Linked DNA regions of Mus musculus: region 1 is linked to region 2. A link is a contact called in ENCODE Hi-C or POLR2A ChIA-PET data. All regions are on one chromosome and are shown on one strand. The core of a region is the stretch at or near the end of the contact, and the rest is flanking DNA. Distances in the headings are between cores, read along the strand shown.

Evidence for each region. Hi-C counts contacts between places; a loop is a spot of excess contacts on that map. ChIA-PET counts read pairs that join two places held with the same protein, here RNA polymerase II (POLR2A).
Region 1: a map of ES-E14 shows a loop between it and region 2 (2.0-fold over the local background). The contact joins the promoter of Hoxc8 here to the promoter of Hoxc13 in region 2. A Hi-C loop is called at or near these places in 1 of 37 maps with a recorded cell type or tissue (ES-E14). POLR2A ChIA-PET finds 5 or more read pairs at or near these places in 2 of 5 experiments (both embryonic stem cell).

What each region holds. Positions count from the first base shown.
Region 1 is chr15:102,989,078-102,992,246 of GRCm38, reverse strand. It overlaps Hoxc8 (homeobox C8), which reads right to left and starts at 1,708. Exons shown (of 2, transcript NM_010466.2): 1 at 1,032-1,708. The coding sequence starts at 1,467.
Region 2 is chr15:102,919,569-102,922,595 of GRCm38, reverse strand. It overlaps Hoxc13 (homeobox C13), which reads right to left and starts at 1,465. Exons shown (of 2, transcript NM_010464.2): 1 at 679-1,465. The coding sequence starts at 1,408.

The sequences.
Region 1 (3,169 bases), core at 459-2,958, 69 kb before region 2:
GGCATTTAGTGAGGCGGCCTAGGGAAATAATCTGTTTCCAAAAGAAAGGAAAAGGGCTGGGGTTAAAGGAGAGGGGGCTGTGCCAATTGCCCCCTCCTTGCCGATCTCTGACTAATGCTTTTCCAATAAGAAAAATAATTGATCTTCTGGAATGTATCACTGCTCTGCCTGATTGCTAACTGGAGACCAAAAATAAATCAAGGGCCATCCCTGCCGGAACTTGTCGTTATCTCTTCCCCCTGTACTTCGAAATTGGGCCATGAAGGGCCACCCTTGGAGGGGCTCATGACCTAAACAGCTTTCCAAGAGACTCCATAGTTCTTGATTGGCGGGTAGCCTGACTCGAGTACCCTGGATCTCAGAGGCCCCTACTTGGTATGACCCCTCTCTCCTTTTGAGCAATCATTTTCCTCTTCTCGGGCTTTCAGTCTTCTCTTCAATTGGAGGAAGTACAGAAAAGTTGGGGTAGTGGCCTTCAGGCTGCTTCTCTGAGGGGAAGAAGTGACAATCCTAGAGAGGCAGAATGCTTGTCCTTGGGAGAGGGGAGGTCTTGCCCCTCTCCCTGACTAGGGGGAGATAGCAAAGGGTCTCCTTTTCACCCAACAGTCTGGTCACTGTCTTGGGATGGCTGGCGTTGGGAAATGTCTTTGGGAAAACTGGCTACCAACCCCAAAGACTGATAACCTCAGTTTACTTAGGGTGTCCTTGCCAGCCATCTCCCCAACTTTGGCTTTACAGATGGGAAGAAGGAGAGACAGAAGGAATAGAGAAAACGATTTTTAACCCTTTGCACCCACAAGTCACCTTTCCCCCACCTTCACCCCAACAAGCACAATGTCTCAGGCACCCCACGCTCCACCCCCAGCCAAGCCTTTCAATCTCCCAGGAACCCACCCAGGCACGGGAGTGGAGTGGGAGAGACCCCCAAAGCCAGGAAGGAAAGCGAGCTAGGGCAGACAAAAAGGAGGCGAGGGAGGGGGGAAGACCCCGGAGCGCGGGAGACCAAGGGGGAAAGAGAAAAGGCTTCTCACCGTGGGGTCTCATCCATGGAAACATGAGGCTGGGAGACGAGTTCTGATTTAAGTGGCCTTGTCCTTCGCTACTGTTAGTGTTGGCGGAGGATTTACAGTCGGGATATTGCACCACGCTCGCCTCTTGCTGAGCCCCATAAAGGGACTGTCTGGGGAGCGCCTCGTAGCCATAGAATTTGGAGGCGTCTCCGTGGCAGCTCAGCGAGCATGGGTTCTGCTGGTAGCCCGAGTTGGAGATGCCGGAGGTGCCGTGGTGGAAGAAGTCTTGGACGTGGTGCGAGGCGTGCTGGAAACCGGGCGCGGAGCCGCCGGGCCCGTACACCAGCGCATGGCTTCTGCCCACGCTCTGAGGGAACCGGCAGTCGTAATAGGCCGGTTCCAGGGACTCGCCGCCTTTGTATTTGGAAAACAGGGGGTTGACGAAGTAGGAGCTCATGCTGGGTACATGAAAACCCGCGGCCCCCTCCCCTTGGATCACGCTCCCCCGCCGGGTATCCCCGAAACTCCCCTCCCCCCGGGACCGAACCCCAAGCTGGCCGGCTCCCCCGGGCTGGACTGCTGGGCTGGGGGCTGGGCAGGTGGGGGCGCGGTGCCGGCTGCGGGCTCGGGCGGCTGCAGCTCTCTGCTCACTGTCGGTAGGTAGAGCGCGCGCTCTCACTTAGCTCTTTCCTCTAACAGCCCAGGCGAATTCCTCAGACTCCCGGCGGTGGCGGCGCTTACACGCGATTCGCGTTCATCAATCCACGACATGAAGACAGGCGAGCGAGCGAGCGAGCGAGCGAGCAAGAGAGAGAGAGAGAGAGAGAGAGAGAGAGAGAGAGAGGGAGAGGGAGAGGGAGAGAGAGAGAGAGAGAGAGAGAGAGAGAGAGAGAGAGAGACTGGGGGAGAGGGGGTTCAGGGCTGGGGGGGGGGACCTGGAGGAGAGGGAGGGAGGAGAGGCGAGGAATGGGGGTGTGGTGTGTGTAGGGGGTGGTGAGCCAGCCCTAGCTAATGGACAAGGCCAGCTTTTCCAAGGTGTGCACTCTAGTTTGAAGGTGTTCCCCCTTTTCTTTCCTTTTTGAGAGATACCTGAGCCATCAGGTCAACTCAGGTTACCTCAACAGGTAGAGGACCCCCAGGAGGTGAGAGTTAGTAAGTCAGGGCTGAGCCTGCAATCCAAAAGATGAGTTCTCTGAGGTTCCTTAAGTCTGAGGACTCTGAGAAGCCCAGCATGGTGATCATGTACCCCAAACCCTTCAGCCTGCACAATCTCCAGCCTCTGGTCTCTCTTCAAGGTCTGGAGCTGCTCTGTCATTTTTATATCCTGGGGACTCTTGTCTCTTGACTGCTCTTGGGGGGCACTCTATATGCCTCAGCATGACCTATAGAAAGCAACCTCTCCAAGGAGTAGGGAACCCCAATAGGCTTGGCTGGGAGAACCTGAGAGCAAAGCTGTTTATGGGGACTCAAAGGAATAGTTTGTGTGCCCAGGTTTCTGTCTAGCCCAACTCAAGAGATTTCATTTTTGGAGATTACAGCTGGACTGAAGGGTGCAAAAGAGTAGACCTCTTACTGGTTCTCATAAACCACCATCCCTTAGGAAATGCCAGCTCAACCTAGAGGGGCCCTCAGGATTCCCTGCACACACAAGCCCTTCTCCAGGCAGGCTGCCCAGGCCAGGATGTGGAAGGGAACTGTCAACAGACACTCTTTAAATATTTACCCACACTTTCTGGGCGGGGGCAGCATCCCCATGCCCAAGACTGGACAAATTCAAGTTAATTCTAATGGAAAAAAAATAACCAACACCCTTCTCTGGCCATGGTGTTTGCAGTTATGTGGGCTTAATTCAGAGAGAAAAGAGAAGAAAGCATAAGAACAATGTGTGCGTGTGGGCTATTGTGCTCATGAAGATGAATAAGAATGATTTTTCCCCCTGTCTTCTTCCTCTACAGTATGTGAGGCCACCTTGGAGCACACTCCAAACACACACACACACACACACACACACACACACACACACACACACTGTATGTACTGTATGTATGTATGTATGTCTCTTTATCCCGGGATAAAGAGACACACCAAGTGCTAGTTCATTTTACACTACCCATACTCATTTCTGGAAGTGGCCACTCTGACTTACAGACCTGTACATA
Region 2 (3,027 bases), core at 216-2,715:
GGATTAAAACTGTGTACCAGAGCGGCAAAGAAAAAAATTGCATTCCAGGAGAGGATTCAAATCTTACACATTCCCTCTACAGAGATTTTTAAAAATCTCTTCTGTGCTCTTATAAAACATTCATGGTTAAATTTAAAAAGAAAAAAAATTGTACATTTCTATAGGCTCTGGAGAATTAGATCCCCATTTTAATGCTATAGTATCTGGTGGTTGACAGCTCCTGAAAACTCGGGCAAGGTAAAGGTTCTTATACTCTCCCCAAATCCCAACTATCCACTGGGTTGAGGGTTTTGGACTAAGTTCCAAGACACCAGAGGCCCAACCCCAACCCATTCCTGGCTGGAAGCGGATTTAGGGGCCAGGATCCCTGAATGAGGCTGGAGCAGGCTGGGGGAGGAGGAGGCGAGCTCCCGACCAGAGCCGAGCCGAGCCGGCGCTCGGGCGCCTCTGATTGCTTCACTCTGGACCCGGCAGCTCCGGGGAACGTGTCGGAGCAGATTTCTTCCCCAGCGCATTCCTCAGCATAGCTCGCCCGGCCGGCTCCATCGACAGCCTAGCCGAGCCGGCGCGCCGGGGCCAGACGGCGGGGGTGGCTGAGGCGCGGAGCCGCGGGGCAGGCAGGGCGGGGAGGGGTCCCTGGCGGCGGCGGCGGCGCCGCCGCTCAAGCCCCTTCCTTACCTGGGAAGGGAGACTTCCAGAGGTGGGCGGACTGCGACTGCTCCTTGGAGCAGTACACCTGACTGTCCCAGCCATTGGAAAGAGCCCAGTGCTGGTAGCCTTCAACAGGGATGAGCGCGTCGTGACGCGGCTCCGGGTGCCCGCTGATCCCAGGCACCACCGACACGTCCAGGTAGCCGGGCATTGCCTGGTAGGAGCTGGCGAAGCTGGGGTAGAAGGCGAACTCCTTAGCCCTGGAGGACAGGTCGTCACCAGGCAGCGCGCCCGACGGCTCTGGGTACTTGTCCCCCGGATGGTAGGCGCAAGGCTTCTGCTGCAGGTTCACGTTGTGCGACAGGCGGCAGCCGTAGTAGCTGCCCCCAAATGGGTAACCATAGCCCAGGGTGGCGCTGGACGAGGTGGGGGGCGCCGGCGGTGGGGCGCATTGGCGCGCCGCCTCCGGGGCTGGGATGTCCGTGTAGACGGCGCCCTGAGGGGCACCCAGAGGAGCCGGCGGGCGGGCCAATACAGGGTGCGGGAGCAGGTCGCGGCAGTGGCTGGCCGGGCAGCTACCGCCCAGCCCGTCCATGCTCGGGGCTTTGCCGGGGCTCGCTCCGCTGCAGCCACCCCCCGCGCCGCCCGCGCCGCCGCCTCCCCCGCCGCCGCCGCTGCCGCTCTCCGCCGCGCTGTCCTCATAGACGTACATAAGGCTCTCCGGCCAGCGCGGGTGCAGGAGCAGCGAAGTCGTCATGACATGATCTGCTCCAGCTTTTTAAAAACTCCACTTGCCAGAGGCAGCGAGCTAGGGAGACACCTCGCTCTCTTTTTCCCTCCCCCATCCCTCCTCCCTTCTCTCTCTCTCTCCACCCCTCCCCTCCTCCCCCCGCCACCCCCCCCCCCGGTGCTTCCCCCTCCCTAGCCGCATTCCCACTACGCATGCGGACACACTTCATTAAGAAATCCGGCGACTCCCGCCCTCCTCACCATAGCACGCCCCTGGTTCCCACGTGACCACAGCCGCTGCACGTGATGCTAAGCCTGGGTCTCCTGGGGTTCCCTCCCCGGGAGATGGGGCGGGGCGGAAAGAAATGAGAACTTTGTTGATTGGCTCACTGGAAAGGAAAAGGAGGAGAGAGCTGGGAGATTTAAAGGGACGGGCAACGCCCCCTAGGCAAGCCTTGTTAGGGGAGGGGGGCAGAGAGGCTTAATTTGGCCGACGCAAAGGGACCTAGGGAGAAGAGGATGGCTCCTCCTCCTAGGCTCTGGACTGAGAGACGCTGAGAGGCTCCGGTTCTCAAACAGATGGCTTTGACTACCGAAGTCTCTAAATTGGGGCTTGGAGCTGAGAATGGAGGCAAACCTGGAATTTTAGTAATAATAGTAATAGTAATAATAATAATAATAAATCTAGCTAGGAAGGCTCCAGCTGTGGCAGTCAGCTCACGGCGGACAAGGACCTCACCGAGCCTTTGGTGCCGAAACCAGAGTCTCAAACTCCGACCTCAGAGGCTTTCCCCAAAGCCCCAGTTTGTCTGGAAAAGGGCTCTCTCCTGTATCAGACATGATTGGGCGATTGGATTTCCCAAATGCAGACTTCGTCCCGATGTGGGGAGAGAAATGATGAAATACACTCAGCGAGAAGCAGAGGCTAACGGAGAGGGGCAGAAGGACAGATTGCCATTTCAGCATACAAAAGGGATACCGGAGACTCCCCCCGCCCCCACTCTCAAAGAAACAGAAGCAGATTCTGACTGAGCAAAAGGAAAGGCCGGGATGCTTGCAAGAGTCTCTTTGGGTTCACACAAGGAACTGTAGAAAGCAGAGAAAACCTGCCGCTCTTTAAAGGGACTTCTGACAGGTGCAACTCCAAACATACAAGTACAAGACCACCCCCCCTCCTCAATGGCTTGGGCTGATGGGGTGATAAGCGCTAAGGAGCCAGGCAGCTTAAGTTTAAGCTGCCTTATTCCCAGTTTCCTTTCAGGATCACTCTTGTTCAGGCAGAGTACTTAGATCCCGAACTGTCTTCTATGTCAAGAACAAATTAGCACCAAGTTACTGATTTTTATAACACTCACTTTTTTCTGCGCCCCCCCCCCCACTGGTTAGGGCCTCAGTAGAGTCACCCCTTTGCAGAGGGGCATCTCCATGGAATTGTGCCAAGCTCCCTTTCACACATACCCCTCCCTGAGGAGAAGAAGTAATAAAGAGCGAGCGAGAGAGCAGGAAAAAAATAATAAAGAGGGAGAGAGGGGGGCTGCGGTGTCTCTCTCCTTCTTGCCTCTGCCACACGTTTTAAATGCTGGGTGCTGATGTTCACACAGACTCTCAACTGTGAACACCCATCAAGACTAATCCTAGACCTTTCAA